2 separate regions of the Homo sapiens genome follow, and region 2 is linked to region 1. Evidence: chromatin contacts called from ENCODE Hi-C data. All regions are on one chromosome and are shown on one strand. Each heading gives the region's core, a stretch centred on a gene start or an enhancer-like site at or near the end of the contact. The rest is flanking DNA. Distances are from core to core; before and after follow the strand shown.

Region 1 (4,151 bases), core at 55-2,554:
TCTTGTATCTCTTCCCCAGGACTGTAAGCCGCCAGAGGGAACCAGCCCAGGCCTCTCTGCTCACCAACTCCCCAGTATCAAGCCCTGGACTGGCCACAGAGTAAATGCTCAGCAAATACTCAATTGCACAAGACTCAAAGGCGTTCTTTCTATTTTTGGCTGGGGTTGATTGGGAAGGGAAATATTCTCAACTATGGTTCCAGAAACTACTGAATGAGGAACTCAAACCAAACTTTTCACCAGGAACAGGAAACCCAAACCCTGTGATCTCCAGCGACACCATACCCAGCCCTTAGGAACCTAAGTGATAATGTATTCGCTCTCACTGCCCACATTTTCCACACTACTTTCATGCCTGCAGGGGTCAGGGTGGCAGGCTGCTTCCTTCATGCACAGGGAGTGTGTGGACAGTGGAAAACGGTGACATGGGGCCAAGGAGGGCTCAGCCATGGCAGCTATGGCTCCTCCAGATTGACGGAGCACAGCCCTGTCTTTCACGCTCAAATAAGCCAGTAAAATGAGGCTGACCAATCTCAAGAGCCAGCCATCATGAATGCAGGGAACCCCAGCCCTGCCTGGTTCCTTTGCCTCTTTGCCTGTAGCTAAAGCCAGTTCAGCTCCCTTAGGGCCAGGCATTCTCTGTCCTGTGTATAGGATGTTTAGGAGCATCACTGGCCTCCACCCGTGAGAGGCCAGTAGCATTCCCTACCCCCAACCCCCAGTGTGACAACCAAAATTACCTCCAGACATTGCCAGGTGTTCCCTGGGGGATAAAACTCCCCCTCTCCTGCCCAATTGAGAAATAGTACCTTGGAACAAGGCTTCCAAGTGGCAGCTTCTCTGGCCTGCAGACATGTTTTGTTTGGCCATTCAGTGCTTTCAGAGCATCTGGATGCTTTCCCAGTGTTGAAAACTCAGGAAATTTCCTGCACAAGTCCTGATTTTCAGCGTCTCTGGTAATTCTAGAAGATCCAGCAATGCCGAGCCCCTGTTTCAAGTACGGTGGCCCCTTCGGTACGGGCTTGTGCTACTGCTGGTCCAGGTGACCACAGTGCCCAGCTTCTCCCTCCACCCAGCCATGTCCTCCGTACAGCCCACAGATGTATTTTAGTTTATGACCAGACACTGGTGAGGTCTCTCAGGAAAGGGGTGGCCTCTTATCCCTCTGTGGTCCATGTTTCACTAGCTTTGATTCCATTTACACGGGTGTTTATTGACTACCCAGTATATACCAGCCTAAACTAGGCACTAACGACACAAAGCTGAATGAGACACGGTCCCTGCTCTCAAGCCTCCCAAAGTGCTGGGATTACAGGTATGAGTCACGGTGCCTGGCCCCATTTGTTGAATACTATCCAAAGTCACTCCCATGTGTTATCTAATTTAAATATTTACAGGAACTGCTATAAGTATTCCCACTTGACAGATAAGTGGGGTGGGCGGGGGGGGGGGGGGGGCTGGAGGCTCAGAATGGCTGAGCAACTTCCCCAAGGTTGCACAGCTAGAAAGTGGCAGAGCCAAGATTCATCTTTTTGATTGGTCTGACTCCAAAGTTGGCACTCATAGCAACTTACTATAATCTGCTTCCTTAGGACCTAGTTCAAGATGCAGACACACAGTGAAAAAAAGTCATCACAATGCTGTAATGGAGATGAGTCCAGACCACAAGGAAAGTACAAAGGAGGCCCTGCCCTCCAGACACCACCTACCTGTCCAATGCACTTTCTTATCACCTGTGCAGAAATCTGCATCTCTGGGCCTTGCCCCAACTTACAAGCAGATCTCATCCTCTTTAGCTACACCTGCTCTGCTAGGAATAAACCAGACATGGTCATGTCTTGCTTCTCCCTTCCTCCTTCTACTAACAGAAGATGAGATGTTGGTGGAACAGGCTCCTGTTTGCCTGGCCACACAAGATCATCAGGCAGGGGCAGGGTCTGACCAGGCTCCAGCTCCTTGCCTTCAGTGATCAGATCAGAGACAAACACGTGTTCCAGGCTAAGCCAATGAAGAATCTTCTTTGGGACGTTTCTCATAACCACACTCTCAGATCATTTCTCCCCGGGGGTTGCTAAAAGGGTCTTCAGGAGTCTTGCACTGCCTGCAGTACCAGGCCCACTACGGCAGACAGCCAGAGCCTTTCCGTCCCTAGATCTAGTGGTGCCTAAACAAGATTCACCTCTGGACTTCATCAGTTTACAGGATCCCATACATTTTCATTTTTGCTTATTTGAAAAAATACTAACGTAATCCATGCTTATGTCAGTCTGTAGATACCGAAATGACCACTGAATGAGACGGCCTTCTGAAAACGCTCCACCAAGCATCAGCTTTCAAAGAGTTCCTGCAAAAGGACTAATTTCCCAACAATTAGAGCACACGCACCCTAAAGACCAGATCCCTGGCTTTAAAGAGTTTCCCACAATGCCGATTACGAAGACCTGCATACAAAAGGAGCTCTGTAAATGCCTGTGGATGAGCTCAGCATTGTGCAGAGCAGTAGGAAACTAGAGAGGAGTAAAGGATGGTCACCCATAACCCTTATTTCTTTGCACAAAAAAAAAAAATCAAGTGAACATTAATTCATGTCAAGATGAAATCAGCTGATGAAGTTCTTGACATACACAGCTCTGAATTAAATCATTTCCTTTGCCATGAAAATCTTGCTCTGTATGATTTGATTTTGTTTTCAATGCAGGGATCATCATGCTTTTTAGGGAAAACTCTCAAAAACCTCACAGTAGGTCCTAAGACTTTATGAGTTACATTTGAAAAGCTCTATTTCTTTTGTTGTTGTTTTTGTGAGATGGTGTCTTGCTTTGTCACCCAGGCTGGAGTGCAGTGGTGCAATCTCAGCTCACTGCAACCTCCATCTCTTGGGTTCAAGGGATTCTCCTGCCTCAGCCTCCCAAGTAGCTGGGATTACTGGCATGCACCACCACACCTAGCTAATTTTTGTATTTTTAGTAGAGACAGGTTTTCACCATGTTGGCCAGGCTGGTCTTGAACTCCTGACCTCAGGTGATCCACCCGCCTCAACCTCCCAAAGAGCTGGGATTACAGGCATGAGCCACCATGCCCAGCCTGAAAAGCTCTGTTTTTAAAGGGCGTGTGTCTATCTCCCTCAAAATAACTCAAAGACGGGTCATTTCCAGAGCTAATGTCATTCTCTATGTCTAAAAAAAAAATACCATCTTAAAATGTTGAGTTTTAAGAACAAGACCTCTCACACACACACACATACACACACACATACGCCCTTTCATTTCTCCCAATGACACCATCCTAAACAATCTTTTAGAAAATTGTAATGCAGGAGTAAGACAGGTGGCCTTTGTTAACTCTCAGTTATCCGTGCTGGGCCTCTCTTCTCCTGTCTCATCAAACCCTGCGTCAGCCAGCCCCCTGTCTCTCTTTTCTCACTCTTTGCTTGAGTAGATGTTCTCATGTTGGGTTACTCTTAGGGACATTTCATGATTTTCCTAATTCTGGGATTCAAAAACAACAACAGGAAACAAATACAACTCAACAACAACAACAACAACAACAAAATCCTTTGTCTCTTTCAGTCCTAAATGCCGACAGATCCTACCCACTTCTTCTCCACACTCTGGCTTGTTTTCTCATCAAATCACAAAACTTGAGACCCACAGATGTTCCCTATTTAAATACATGATGTATGTAAGCACGGGCCATCTCCCAAAGTGATTGTGTTTTTATTTCCAAAACAAAGGCTTAAAAGGCATGTCTCAGAGGATCAGGCTTCTCCAGCCTGTGCTGGAAGGTCCACGTACCCCTGAACACAGCAGCTCCAACAGTTAACGGCTCACTCCCATTCCTAGCCAGGACTTTGGTTGCCAATAACCGGGCTATCGGCTCTCCATCCCGGCGCCAACCTCTGCTTTCAAACATCCTCCTTAGCCGGGTTCCTGCCCACCCTCTATCCTGATCCTTGTTATTCTTCCCCTCTGCCTCCCATTTTCTTCCTTTCCCTGCTCCTGAACTCATCCCTGTTCTCTTTCCCTTCCCACACTAATTTATGCCTCCTGTTGCTGAACTCCAAATGTTGTCATCTACTCATTTTTCAAGAATGCAGATTCGAGTCCTTAGGTCTTCCTACTGTTGCCAGGGCTGGTATATTGGACTGCAAA
Region 2 (3,999 bases), core at 1,469-3,968, 230 kb after region 1:
CCAGCCTGGGCAACACAGGGAGACCCTATCTCGAAGAATAAAGAAGAGAGAAGACAGAAGGGAGACAGGAGGAAGAAGAAAGAAGAAAGAAGGAAGGAGAAGGAGAAGGGGAAGAAGAAGAAAAGAATGTTCGGGACAGAGACCCAAAGTAGACACATTCCCTGCTCTCATGGGCACACTGAGAAACAGAGCAGGGAAAAGTCCCTGCAATGAAAGAGATGTAATACTGGGTGAGTTTTTTGTCTTACTATAGCCCCCTCACAATATGTGTCCAGCCTGCCCTCCTCTCCCCACCCTGCCCTCCTCTCTCCACCCTGCCCTCCTCTCCCCAGTGCTGGAGGGCTGTGATCCCCCACCTCCAAGTCCAGTCCTGCTCTCAGCTCTCAGAACAGACTTGACCCGGGAAAGTAAGGCTGTAGGTAGCTTCAGTGCCCCTCTACAGAAACCAGCATAGGGATTCTCCTTCTCTGGGCAGAGGCCAGGGAGGGGACCTGGCACTGGAGCCCGGGTTCTGATAACCAGACTTCAGCTTCATTCTCAGTGCCTGGAGCCTCATCTTGGCAAATTCCCAGCACATTTGAACTCCAGACCAGCCTTGGCATGACCAGTGTTATCAAAAAGCCTCTTCCATTGAAAGTAACAGGAAACCCAACTAAACTGGCATAAGCACTATGAAGATTTATTGGCTCAAAAAACTATACTGGTCAGGCTGGTCTGGTAGGGCTGGCCTCACACCAGGGTTCAAATGACATCATCGGGACTATGTTTCCACCTCTCCAGTCTATCTTCAGCTGGGTTGGCTTCATTCAGCCCCAGGCTCTTCCAAGGCTCCCAACCTCTGCCAGCAGCTTAAGGCTTTCAACTGGGCTGCTGCACCTCCCACCCAACCTTTTCCCAGATTGAAGCTTGGGTGGAAAGAGGGCCCCTGCCTCTCTCCCACCAATCCCAGAAAAGTCCCACTGCATTTCACAGGCTATGGCTGGACCACAACCCCCTCCTTAAACCAATCACTCTAGCCTCCCTTCCCCATCCTGGGAAGAGGATTTGATCATTTGATTGGCCAGGTGAGGGTCATGTCTTCCAGTCCTGGAGCTGTGAGTGGAACCTCACAGAGAGCACGTGGACTGAGACAAGGAGAAAACACAAATCTGGGCTTGAAACGAAAGGAAGGGTAATGGCTGCTGGGGATGGGAGACAATAACCTCTTACGTGAAGTTTATAGTTCTAAAGCAAGACCTTGAGTAACTCAGCCAAACAGTTCAATAATAGTCCTTGATGGAAGAATGTTTTCCATCTTCTGCCACACTGTACAAAATTCAAATACATGTAGTGAAATCATATGTTTTACAGTGAAATAAAAATTAAAGATGTACAAAATATGCTTAAACCACTGAAAATGTGAGCGCCTAAATGATGATAATGATTTTTCTACAAAATTTGCTTTCAAGATTAAAAAAAAGAATGCAATGCTATTAACACACACCTTTAAAAGAAACTGCAGCATAAAATTAGGGAAGGGAAAACAGAGATGAATTACTTAAACTATATTTATTATAAAAACCCATCTCAATAGACTGCAAAGGCTGAATTCCTCTTTGGCAATGTAATTTTGCTCTGTCAAATACTTCACGAAAGTGGATCACAGGTTAGAGTCAAACAGTGCTTGGTTTTGTTGAATATTTTAATATTTTATTGTATTTATTTTTTTTGAGACAGAGTGTCCCTCTGTCACCCAGGCTGGAGTGCAGTGGCACGATCTCAGCTCATTGCAACCTCCGCCTCTTGGATTCAAGAGGTTCTTATGCCTCAGCCATCCAAGTTGCTGGGATAACAGGCACACACCACCACACCTGGCTAATTTTTGTATTTTCAGTGGAGACCGGGTTTCACCATGTTGTCCAGGCTGGTCTTGAACTGCTGGCCTCAAGAGAACCACCTGCCTTGGCCTCCCAAAGTGCTGGGATTACAGGTGTGAGCCACCACACTCAGCCTTCTTGGTTAAAAAAAAAAAAATTAATAGGCCAGGCGCGGTGGCTCACGCCTGTAATCCCAGCACTTTGGGAGGCCGAGGCGGGTGGATCCCAATGTCAGGAGATTGAGACCATCCTGGCCAACATGGTGAAACCCCGTCTCTACTAAAAATACAAAAAAATTAGCTGGGCATGGTGGCGCATGCCTTGCAGTCCCAGCTACTCGGGAGGCTGAGGCAGGAGAATGGCTTGAACCCAGGAGGCGGAGGTTGCAGTGAGCTGAGATCGCACCACTGCACTCCAGCCTGGTGACAGAGACTCCATCTCAAAAACAAAAAAAAATTAATATAGCAATCTCATATAATTTTTTAAGCTGAATTTTTAAGTTAAGCCAATATTTTTGTCCATCTGAAGGAATGCATCACATATATTGTTTAGAAATCAACTATCCAAGCAATTTCTAACATTAAAGAAATACTTGATTTGATAATTGTTCTGCCCCCTTAACTACTCCCTGCTAAGCATCTGAAGGCGGGAGAGGAGGTTAGAGGAAGGTCTGAGTTTTTTTAAAGCCTGAGAAACTGGGACTTCCCTGCATTTCAAAGCACAAAGGCCTATTATTCAAGGAAAGGGGCCAGAGAGGCAGAGAATTCAATTCTGTAGGCCACCGTGTACTTCTTCCTTTCTCCTGCCAAATCAAGGCTCACACCAATCCCAAGTGGACCGCAACAGGGCAACCCTCTGAAAAGTGAAAGCAGTCGAGGAAAAAGAAAAAGGGGCCAGCCAGCAGCCGCGTTCTTCCGAGAGCCTGGGGAGCACTCATTATATGTGAATAGAGCCAGTGAAAAGCGCCTTTGCTCTGCAGCCTTGGAGGGGCCACCAGCTAACGTAGACTCCATTCACGCTCCCATTGTAAATTCCATCTGTGTGCTATCACTTCCTGACCCAGAAACAGGGAAATATTTCGGCCGTAAATTTCCCTAGGAGCTGGCCTGGCTACAAAATCGTTCCCTGTGAAGTTCACCGGCTCCATGAAGATTTGGTAAAGGTTTTTAAGATCATGTTTGCCTGCAATTCCTTCTCATTTACTAAAGGGTCTTCTCCCCATCTCACTGTTTTCCTTCCAGAAACTAGATCCTCAATGAAACTGGGATAGCTATGCCAAAAGCTCTGGGTAAAATCAGAAGCTCTCTCCTGTCTTCAGAGTAAAAGCTTAAAATGTGTGGCTGGCCCAAAGCTAAAGCTGGTCAAGTGTCAATCAGTAAGTTGGCTATTTAAATCTAAGAATAAGTCTGAGAAACTGAGAGTGTAAGAAGAGAAAACAGAAGTGATGTAGAAGGGAGGTTCTCAAACTCTAGTATGCATCAGAAAGACCTGAGAGACTTTCCAATTCAGTCACTCCAGGACAAGGCCTGAGAATGTGCATTTCTAACAAGTGCCCTCTGATGCTGATGCTGCTGGTCCAGGGACCACACTTGAAAACCACTGATACGGGGAGTGACTCCATCAGGCCTCACACATCAAGCAAGACATTGGACATATTCAAAGGCTCAACAACATCTGGATTCAGACTCAGTAAACATATTGTGGTACCCACCTATGGATACAGGCTACATGCTTTCTACAGGTGCTGGTTATGGTTCTTAATCTACTGCACAGTTGTACACAAAATATAACATTTCAATTTCATTTTTAGCCCCTATCCGACTAGAGTGGCAAATATATAACCTCCGCTAATTTGAAATCTTCTTCCCACTTTCAGGGAATGCCTCCAGGTTCTCGGTGTTTATGGAGAATCATGGGAGGGAGAGTGGTGCATTCTGGTCCTTGCTGTTGTCTATCCATGCAGTTGTCTGTTGAAATTGTCAGACAATTTCATCACCTTGTCTGGCCCATAGGCACCAGTCCTCACTCATCACCACCGACATGTCCCTCACCTCCAGCCCAGCACCCTTTCTGGGCCACACTGGGAACCCAGAATCTACCGGCTTACTACCCAGCCATGTCCTTTCTGCTCCACAGGGCTCCA

Evidence for each region. Hi-C counts contacts between places; a loop is a spot of excess contacts on that map. Pooled maps may share reads with other maps.
Region 2: a pooled map shows a loop between it and region 1 (2.2-fold over the local background). The contact joins two enhancer-like sites. A Hi-C loop is called at or near these places in 14 of 168 maps with a recorded cell type or tissue (PC-3, Right ventricle myocardium superior, adrenal gland and 8 more), 5 of 37 single-sample maps with no recorded cell type and 18 of 50 pooled maps.

Annotation. Positions count from the first base shown.
Region 1 is chr3:9,087,852-9,092,002 of GRCh38, forward strand. The region is part of intron 3 of SRGAP3 (SLIT-ROBO Rho GTPase activating protein 3); the gene reads right to left. Among named protein-coding and RNA genes, the nearest start is that of SRGAP3-AS2, 100 kb to the right of the region's middle. Within about 2 kb of position 1,305, at least 5 of the 41 ENCODE cell types and tissues checked have a DNase peak (open chromatin) inside an H3K27ac peak, as active enhancers do.
Region 2 is chr3:9,314,358-9,318,356 of GRCh38, forward strand. It overlaps a transcript of SRGAP3 not described here. Among named protein-coding and RNA genes, the nearest start is that of THUMPD3, 47 kb to the right of the region's middle. Within about 2 kb of position 2,719, at least 11 of the 41 ENCODE cell types and tissues checked have a DNase peak (open chromatin) inside an H3K27ac peak, as active enhancers do.